Linked DNA regions of Mus musculus: region 2 is linked to region 1. The links are chromatin loops, found by intact Hi-C in ENCODE. Cell type or tissue: heart. All regions are shown on one strand. Each heading gives the region's core, and the rest is flanking DNA. Links, peaks and the distances in the headings are about the cores only.

The links. A loop is a pair of places that touch in the nucleus more often than their neighbours do. Peaks named below come from ENCODE experiments on the same cell type or tissue, not always from the same donor. Only the 100,000 strongest peaks of a DNase experiment are listed, where the experiment ranks them.
Region 2: it touches region 1 in a loop (18-fold over the local background); 3 of 42 quality-filtered maps call a loop at or near these places.

The regions. Positions count from the first base shown.
Region 1 is chr7:19,869,054-19,874,716 of GRCm38, forward strand. It overlaps a transcript of Ceacam16 not described here. Among named protein-coding and RNA genes, the nearest start is that of Ceacam16, 11 kb to the left of the region's middle. In heart, for the core only: a CTCF peak has its summit at 3,403 (motif pointing left); a DNase peak (open chromatin) is centred at 2,388; H3K27ac peaks cover 425 bases.
Region 2 is chr7:19,663,218-19,667,217 of GRCm38, forward strand. Clptm1 (cleft lip and palate associated transmembrane protein 1) reads right to left here and starts at 1,813. Exons shown (of 14, transcript NM_019649.2): 1 at 1,717-1,813. The coding sequence starts at 1,788. In heart, for the core only: CTCF peaks have their summits at 1,707 (motif pointing left), 2,479 (motif pointing right) and 3,718 (motif pointing right); DNase peaks (open chromatin) are centred at 914 and 1,814; H3K4me3 peaks cover 3,007 bases; H3K27ac peaks cover 2,798 bases.

The sequences.
Region 1 (5,663 bases), core at 932-4,931:
TCATTGTGTCCCCACACTCCTATGCCTGTCACACTCACAGCCAATCATAGTCCCCATCCCCTCATCTCCACCTGATGGCAGAAGGTTCTGGGTGGGATTTGGAATCAACTCCATGGCTACCCAAGCCCAAGATGCTGACAATGTTGATCAATAGTAGCATTGGTCCTAGACCTACCATAGCCTCCTGGGTGCACTCAGCCATTTCAGTACAACTCAGCATACCAAAGGCTGTCACATGGGTACAGCTGCCCTGTCACACTGCCGCTGTAGGAACCACAGCAAGAAAAAACCTGCACATGTTCATCAGAGACACAGGACTTCGTGTGTGTGTGTGTGTGTGTGTGTGTGTGTGTCTGTCTGTCTGTCTGTCTGCCCGTCTGTCTACAAGTCCTTGTGAAGCTAGAGGTGGATGATATCTGTCAGGTATCTTCCACGACTGATCAACACATCATTATTACTACTGTTATTATTAACCTTTATTTTTATTGTGTGTGTATTATATTTAGCTTCCACATGCATGTAGTGCTTGAAATAGCCTGGAGAGGATGTCTGACCCCCAGAACTGGAGTTGCAGGTGGTTGTGAGTCACCACGTGGGTGCTGTCTCTCCTGTCCCACACAACACAACGGTTGTTAATTTTTCATGTAGGCAGTAGGAGTTGAACTCGGGACCCCCTGCAGACTAGGTAAATGCCGTGCTATAGCTCCATGTCTAGCGATCACCTTTCCCTTTTATTTTCTTTCTTTTTTACAATTTTTACTTTTTTTTTTGAGACAGGGTCTCACTATGCACTCCCCCCCCCCCCCCGCTGGTCTGGAACGCTCTACGTAGATCAGGCTGGCCCCAAACTCACAGAGATCAACCTGTCTCTGTCTCTAAAGGGCTAGGGTCAAAGCTGTGCACCCAACCTGCTTTCTTGCTTGCTTTCTTTCTTGCCTGCCTGCCTCCCTCCCTCCCTCCCTCCCTCCCTCCCTCCCTCCCTCCCTCCCTCCCTCCCTCCCTCCCTCCCTCCCTCCCTCCCTCCCTCCCTCCCTCCTTTCTTTCTTTCTTTCTTTCTTTCTTTCTTTCTTTCTTTCTTTCTTTCTTTCTTTCTTTCTTTCTTTCTTTCGAGCCAGGGTCTTTCACTGAGCCTAGAGCACACCATTTCTGTGCTCTGCCTGGCTGGTGAGCGTAGACACCCCTCCTTCACCACCACCACGTCCACCCCAGTGCTAGGGTTTGGGCACGAGTTGTCACACTTGGCTTTTGACCTTGATGCCAGGCATCTGAACCCAGGCCCTCATTCCTCAAAAAGCAGGCACTTTCTCCACTGTATGTTGTGTGGGTCGGTGCATATGTGTGTTTCCGACCCCCTCCCTGGCCCCTAAGAAAACAAGGGATGTCCACATCTCCACCTGTTCCCTGAGGCAGGGTTTCTTGCTGAACCCAGAGCTAGGCCGGCTGCCAGCCAGTTCCAGTGATCCTCCTGTCTCTGCCCTTCTGCGCTGGGGTTATAGACAGAGGGCCAAGCCAGCTTTTAAGGTGGCGTGAAGATGCAGGTTCATCTCCAGTCCCTCATGCGTATATTGGGCATAGTTGGTAGAACCCATGATTTGGGGCCTGGGAAGTGTGTATGGAGGACTCACTTCAAACAGGGAAGGCCGACTTTGGAGGTAGAGAACCACCTAGAATCCTCCAGTGTGATGATTAATGTCTCAACTTCACACACCCTGAAAAATCACCCGGGAAGTGAGTCTCTGAGTGACTGTTGAGGGCAGCAGCATGGCCTCTGGAGTGTCTGTGGGGGATTGTCTGACTGTGTTAATGGATGTGGGAGGACTCACCTCAAAGTGAGAGGTGCCATTCCCTGGTCTGAGGCCCTGGATTGTATAAGAGCAAAGAAAGCCAACCATGGCGGCCCAATTGGCCTGTGACCCCAGCACCTGGAAGGGAGGCAGGGGCAGGAGGATCTCTGTGAGTCTGAGGCCAGACTGATATTCAGAATGAGTTCCAAGACAGACAGCCAGGCAGACAGGCAGACAGACAGACAGACAGACAGATAGCAGAAAGTCTCTGAATACTAACTCTGCACTGGTTTCTCTCTTCCCGACTGGTGTGCTGTGGACGGCTGCTTTCAGTTCTGGCCTTCACTTCCTGGCCCAGGGCTACCTCCATCTCAGCTCATCACCAACCACAGGGGCAGGATGAGGTCACCCCTGTGACCCTACAGAGGCCTGCACACCGTCCCTGGTGCCCTTGGGAGTTCATGGAAGTCTGCTGTTTTGGGAGAGGCGTCTACACTTCTGATCACCAGTCTATGCGGGATGATCCTGTGACCCTGTAAGCGGGCACAGGACCTTTCGCCCACAGAGGTGGCTTCCGAACAGAAGGTTTCCCCCCTGAATCATTTTGACTCTGGGCTCAGAGCCCAGCCTACTTCCTTCCCCAGGCCCACTTCCTCTTTTGTCAAACAAGGAGCCACTATCTTTTAAAAGCTGACTGTATCCTGGGAGTGGCAGGGGCCGGTGACAGGGACCCCTGCTGCTGCCCAGTTCCAGTCAAGGACACCCAGCTCAGGCTGCGTTGCCTGGAATCCCGTCCTCCTTGACACCTGCTTTGGTTACACTTTGGGTCCTTCTCTTTTGTATTTGTTTGCATTCTTCCAGAGAGAGGGAGAGGAGAGCCCCAGGTTGAGTTTTGGGGTACAGAAGGCAGTTCAGTTCTGTGGATCCCAAAGTGGGGATAAGGGGTACAGAATACTAAAGGGGGACCAGAAGTCCCCACTGGGATCACAGGTGTGTACCACCATACTGCTGCTATTTTTTTTGGGGGGGGGGAGGTTGTTTGCTTGTTTGTTTCGGTTTTTGAGACAGGGTCTCTCTATGTAGTCTTGGCTGGCGTGGAACTCACTATGTAGATCAGATTGGCTTTGACCTCATAGAGACCCACCTGCTCCTGCTCCCCCCTTGCCCCTCCAGTGCTGGGATTAAAGGGGTGCACCTCACACCCAGCCTGAAAAGTTTGTCTTTAAAGGCACTGGGTGCAATGGCCTGTTCCAGACAGGGAGGGGAAGGGTTGATTTTTGGAGTGAACAAAGCTCCTTGGGCTGCTTTGCGTGGGGAGAAAGACAGGCCATGGAGAGGCTGAGGTGGAGGGGAGGGGAGCTGCCTGGTCTAAGCTGGGCTGTGGGGACTGGGAAAGCTAAGTTCAGGGGCTGATAGCATTTGTTCTTGCTGCAGGCAGAGGCTGATCAAGGTTGGGTATTTTGACAGGAGGCAGTAGAGTGGGCTGTGAATACTCACAAGGTGGGGAAAGTGGGGTGGGAGATGGGGGTTGGGGTGGGCATCAGGTTGTGGCCGAGTTTGTGCTAGGCGGGCTATGTGTTAGCCTTTGCTGCCTCCTGCTGGTTCAGCATGCACACCTACTTAATGAACTGTGTGGGATCTGCAGGTTCCTGGATTCAAGAATGACTGCTTTTCACACTCCTTCCGATATATATCTCCCAGCCAAACCAAAAAACCCACTTACTTATTATTGTGTGTATGTCGTATGTAGAAGTCAGTTCCCTCCTTCCAATGTGTGGGTACCAGAGAGCAAAACTCAGGCCACGAGGCTTGGCCGCAAGGCCCTTTACCCACTGAGCCATCTTGCTGGCCTGTTTTTAGTTTATGGACACAGAAGCACAAATATCTTAGTGGTCTGAACATTTATTCCATTGCTCCCCTTCCCAACAATGTCACCTCTGTGGTTTGGTCCGCACCTCTTCGATTGTCCCGTAGTCTCCTTGCGGGGAGCTCAGCCCCCCAAGGAAGAGGTCTCTGTTTTGGTTATATAGATGTCTCCTGGGACCTAAAACAGTGCTGTATCCAGCAGGTGCTCAATAAATACGTGTGGAGCTCATGAATGGATGGGTTTCTCTTCACCCTTCCTGCTTTCTAACCCTCCCTTTTCAATCTACAACCAGCCTCTGCCAAGGTTACCCTCGTCGCATCTATCGGCACTTGCGGTTTGCCCCTAGCCTCTATGCTCTGGTTCAGTGTCTGCTGGATAAATGGAGTCCATGGAAAAAATAACTTAAGCAGGGCAGGCTTGCTTAGATATTTTTGTCAGGGGAGCTGGATCAGGGTTCAATTCCCAGGATGCATACAGTACTCCAGGTCTCCCACTTCCGGTCGGAGGAGATTTGCAAGACTGCGGTCTTTATAGAACTCAGTACCATGTGACTTTATTCAGCCAATGGAAAGTGAGTGGAAGCCTTATTTCCAGCTTTTGGGGGGGAGGGGGAACGTGTGTTATAAAAATCGCTGGGTGCACACCCACGTGCCCTGCTTTTCCCTGCTACAGTGAGTAACCTTGTCAGCCTCATTTCTGAAGATGTCCACATGCAGCTGAGTTCTTCTGACCCTTGTCACACCTATCCACCTGAGACAAACTTGTAGGAGGGGAAAAAAATAAATCTTACAAGCTTTTCAAGCTGGGGACAGCACGGGGCTAATTGTTACTGCAGCAAAATCCAGCTCATCCTGACAACAACAACAACAACAACAACAACAACAACAACAACAACAACAAACAACCTTTCCTTCCCATCACCAGCGTGCTGCCTCGAGACAGCCACATCGGCTCTCCAGCCCCAGTGTCTCCAGTCACAAGGTGGCAATGTATAGACTAAGACTCTTGAAAATCTGAGGTCAGAGGTCATGGCCTACCCACAAAATATATAATATAGAATATGATATTATGTGATACAGCATATTATATACATAATATTTAATAAATTATACAGGATTTTGTCATTGATTTTGTTGATTTTTAAACTGATTTTAAAATTTTATTTATTTCAATCTTTTTGAGACAGGGTTTCTCCATCTCCCAAGTTCTGGGATTAAAAGCGTGTGCCACCAGGCCTGGCTTAGAGACTTATTTTTATGTGTATGTGTGGGGTGGGGTGGGGAGCAGGGGGGTTGTGCACATGAGTGTAGGACCTGAGGAGGCCAGAAGAGGGCGCTGGATCCTCTGAAGCTGGAGTCACAGGCAGTTGTGAACGGCCCAGTGTAGGTGCTGAGAATTGAACTCCTCTGTTTAAGCTCTTGGAGCTTAAACACCCCCCACGTCAGACCCGAGCATGTTTGTCTCAGTGTCCCCCAAGGCCCCTTGTCTGGGGAAGGGCTAAACATCCCTACCTCAGTAGCAGGGAGGAAAAGACAGCAAAACAACTCAAGAGTAAAAAAGCATTATGTTGAGGCTGGAGTGATGGCTCTGTGGTTAAGAGCACTGACTGCTCTTCGGAAGGTCCTGAATTCAAATCCCAACAGCCACATGGTGGCTCACAACCATCCGTAATGAGATCTGATGCCCTCTTCTGGGGTGCCTGAAGACAGCTACAGTGTACTTACATATAATAATAAATAAATCTTTGGGCTGGAGCAAGTGGGGCCAGAGTGAGAGGTCCTCAATTCCCAGCAACCACATGATGGCTCACAACCATCTGCACAGCTACAGTGTCCTCATATACATTAAACAAATAAATAAATAAGTAAATCTTTTTTTTTAAAAAGTATTATGTCTTTGAGGACAGCTAGAAGACAAGTCATTTCCAAGGTCTTACTCCTCCTCCTCCTCCTCCTCCTCCTCCTCCTCCTCCTCCTCCTCCTCCTCCTCCTCCTCCTCCTCCTCCTCCTCCT
Region 2 (4,000 bases), core at 1-4,000, 210 kb before region 1:
AATTCCAGCACTTGGGAGACAGAGGCAGGCAGAACTCTCTGAGTTCTAGACCAGCCAGGGCTACAAAAACGTGAGATGGCTACAAAGACAGTCTCAAAAAATTAATAAAAACGAAAAGGGGGGAGAGAAAAAGAAAAAGAACAAAGAAAGCCTAGTCTAGTCTAAAGAAAATAGTTCATGCCAGATCTTGATCTGCTTTAAAAAAAGAGAAAAAAGAAAAAGAAAAAAAAAATGTGTACTTTATCCTGAAGGCCAAAGTATGAGCATTAAAACTTTTCAAGCATAAGCTAGGATTAGAAGTAGACTGTCATCCCAGCACTTGGGAGGCTGAAGCAGAAGGGCCACCATCGGCCCTAGCTTCATAGGAAGACCCTGACCAAAGTCACAAAGCAAAGATTTAGAGCAGAGATGGGAACCAGAGAGGCTCCACATGTGACTGGAAGCTCAACAGTCTCTCACGCCACTGCCACCCAATAATCAACAGAAACTTACAGGAGCCAGTCCCAAGGACCAGAGGCTAGGACGTCCCTGCAGACCCCGCTGGTGTATTCACCACAGCAGGGATAAACCAGCAATTTCCTGAGCTGTGTGCACCCAAGGTCTGGTTGGAAATGCCAGAAAGACTCAGTCAGAAAAGGTGGGTTCTACCTCATCACTTGAGTGTATCTGTCCCCCTCCTTTGAGACCCTACAGCCCCTCATCCCGACTTCTGTCACTTCCCGAGTCTGTTTACGCTACCATCTCCTCTCCCACTCCCCTCACTGCAGGGACATGACTGGAGACATCTTTATAGCCATAAGGCTGGCCCTCTCGCCCAAGTCCTCCATTAACCACTGGGGAAATAAAGACCCAAAGGAAGAAAACTTGTCCAAGGTCACATCCAGTCAGCTACATGCACCCCTCCCAGTCGGTACTCCTCACCCCTGAGCTGCCTCCTACACGGCAGTGACATCCCAGTGGGTGGGTCGACAGCACCTTGCTTCCACTCCATCAATTCCAGCAGAAGCCTGCACGGTGCCTGAGTGAACTGCTATGCTCTGAGGTCTCAGTTTATTTGAGGTGGTAATGGGTTGGGAGGCAAACGCGCCTGGATCAATTATTTCTCTATTTATTTGATCAGCTTGGGCTAAAACAGCGCCCATCTCAGCCCAGACCACCCACAGTCAGCTTTTTCCTAGAACGGACACCAAAACTAACCTGGGTGACCTTCTACAAGCGCCTTCGTCTTGTCGTCCCTCGGATCCTTGTCTGTGAAATGGGTCGGTCGGCCTCCGCAGCCCATGCCCTCTACCCACCACAATTACCGTATTTGCCCTGAGCTTGAAAACTCTCAATTAACCAACCACTGCCCCCGATCTCGGGCACTGCGGAGCGGACCAGGAACACCAGCCCTCTCTAGAAACAGTGCTGGAGGCTGGAACCACACAGTCGAGGACCGAGTCTGCGCCCCTCCGCGCCACCCTCTCCTCCGCTCGAGCAAGGAGTCCGCTGGACGCCCGGCGCGAGCCTGCAGGAGACCCGGCGCGCAACAGGGCCGGGTTCCCGCCACCGTCCGGCCTCCTGGGCGGCCGGGCGCCGCCAGGGCCCAATATTCAAGGTCCCTCTGGGGCATGGAGCCCCCGGTGCACCGGGTTCCTCCAAAAAGGACAAGACACTCCCTGCAGGGGTGCCCCCCGCTGGGGAAGAGCCCCCTCAGGCACCTCTCGGCCTCCGTACCTGACCAGAGCTGCCTCCCCCGGCCGCCACCACGGCGCTGCCGGCCCCGTCCGCCTCCTGCGCCGCCGCCATCTTCCTGCTCCGGGTCCCCGCCCCCGCCGCCAGCCCCGCCCCGTCCCCGACGGCGCCAGCGCGATCGCGCGAGATTTTACGCTTAACCCGTCCCCACCAGGCTTCCGTATCAGAATGGAGCGCCTCAAGCCACGCCCTCTTGAAGGACCAACTAGGCCACCGTACTCGACGTCCGCCCCTTTCACCGCAATTTGGTTGTTTTGGTCTAGCAGGGAGTGACTTCTCCGAGTGCTTGAACTTTCTATAGCAGGAAATGCTCTTTTCATGGGTTCTACTTGTTACACTCGGCCAAGGTGGATGGTTATTTTTTTGATTGTATGGTCTTCCCAAGCAATTCCACCGCAGTTCGGATGGCCGTTTCTTCTCGGGTTTTACAAAGTCGATGGTTTCGGAGCTTTTCCGGCCACCGTAGCGATTCGCTAGAGCCACGCCCCTCTTGAAGAGAAAACCCCTCTCTGGCTGCGGATTTTCGACCTAAGGGGTGGTCATTACTTTGTTCTTTTCGCTTCTGATGCGATTTCCTTGTCTTAAGCTTTCGTCATCAACCCTCGGAGACTGTAGTTCATCCTTAGGCCGTATCTGCTTTCTTACGGACACCACACCTGGAAATGGGACCCTAGTCACTTTTTTCAAATAAAGACTCGTTTATTTGTTTTATGTACACGAGCACTGTATCTTTATGTCAGCAGAGGGCATCAGATCACCTTATAGATGGTTGTGAGCCACCGTGTGGTTGCTCGGAAGTAAACTCGGGACCTCTGGAAGAGCAGATATGCTCTTAGCCGCTGAGCCACCTTCATCCCGGACCTTAGCCGCTTTTAGGCCGCTTAGTTTAGCACTCGTCTTCCATTAGGGGTCTGTGCTTTCTTGCAAACCTCGAATCTTTAAACACAAAGACAGGATCTCATTCTGTAGCCCAGGCCGGCCTCAACTCCTGATCCTCCTGCCTCAGCCTCCAGAATACTGGGATTAAAACATAACATACATGAGAGTAATAATCCTATTTTCTCCTTTTGTTTGTTCGTTTTGATGGGTAAAGGGAAAGGTCTTGAAATGAAGCCCTGGCTGTGGCAAGCATAGAACTTGCGGCATCTTCTAGCCTCATCCTCAGGAGTGCTAGGAGTGCTATCGGGGATTACAGGTTATGTCTCAGCACATTAAACAAGTGAGAGACCAATTCCTTTGGGTTCAGACTCCATCTCAGAGAATCTGACTTAAGATTGAACTCAAGTAAACTAACAGGCCGGTACCTAGCACTAGTTCTAGGCTACACCGCAACAAGAGCTTGAATAAAAAGATCCTAATGCAATTGCTTTGGATTTGGCTCCTTGGTGGTCTTTTTGGGGTTCACGAACGTTTGTTTCATGGCACAGCACAAGAACACCATGATTTTACATTAGATACAAAATCTCTCAAATTGTTAGCTACAAAGTTAGTGAATTATATCAGTTACAAAAAGTTCTCAAATTTTATAGTAACTAAAAAGTCAAAGATTGTTAGACCACAATCAAGGACTGGGAGTGTTGGTGCTCGACTTTAGTCTCAGCACTGAGAAGGCAGAAGCCAGTGAATCTCTAACTTCACCTGTTTCAATAAGCAATTATAAGATACCCAACAGGAAGACTGAGAACTGAACACTGATCCTCTGGAAACAAGCCCCCTTAATTGGTGAGAGTGTCTATATCCCTACTAAAACACTCTTTAAAAAAAAATAGCCGGGTGTGCTGGCTCACACCTTTAATCCCAGCACTTGAGAGGCAGAGGCAGGCAGATTTCTGAGTTCGAGGCCAGCCTGGTCTACAAAGTGAGTTCCAGGACAGCCAGGGCTATACAGAGAAACCCTGACTCAAAAAAAAAAAAAAATTCATTATTTTATGTCTTCATGTATGGATGTGCACCATATATGTGCCTAGTGTCCTTGAAAGCCAGAAGAGGGCGCCAGGTCCCTGGAGCTGGAGTTACAGACTATTGTGAGTGGCCATGTAGTCCTGGAAATGGAACTCGGGTGCTCCAGAACAGCTAAGCCATCTCAGCTCCAACTAAAAATCTCCTTAACATAAGGGCCTGGAAAGATGTCTCAGCAGTTAAAAGCACTGGCTACTCTTTCAGAAGACACAGGTCCCTGACACCCTCACACATGCAGGCAAAACACCAATGCTCATAAAATAAGGATAAATAAGTTAGCAGGGTGGTGGTGCACACCTTTAATCCC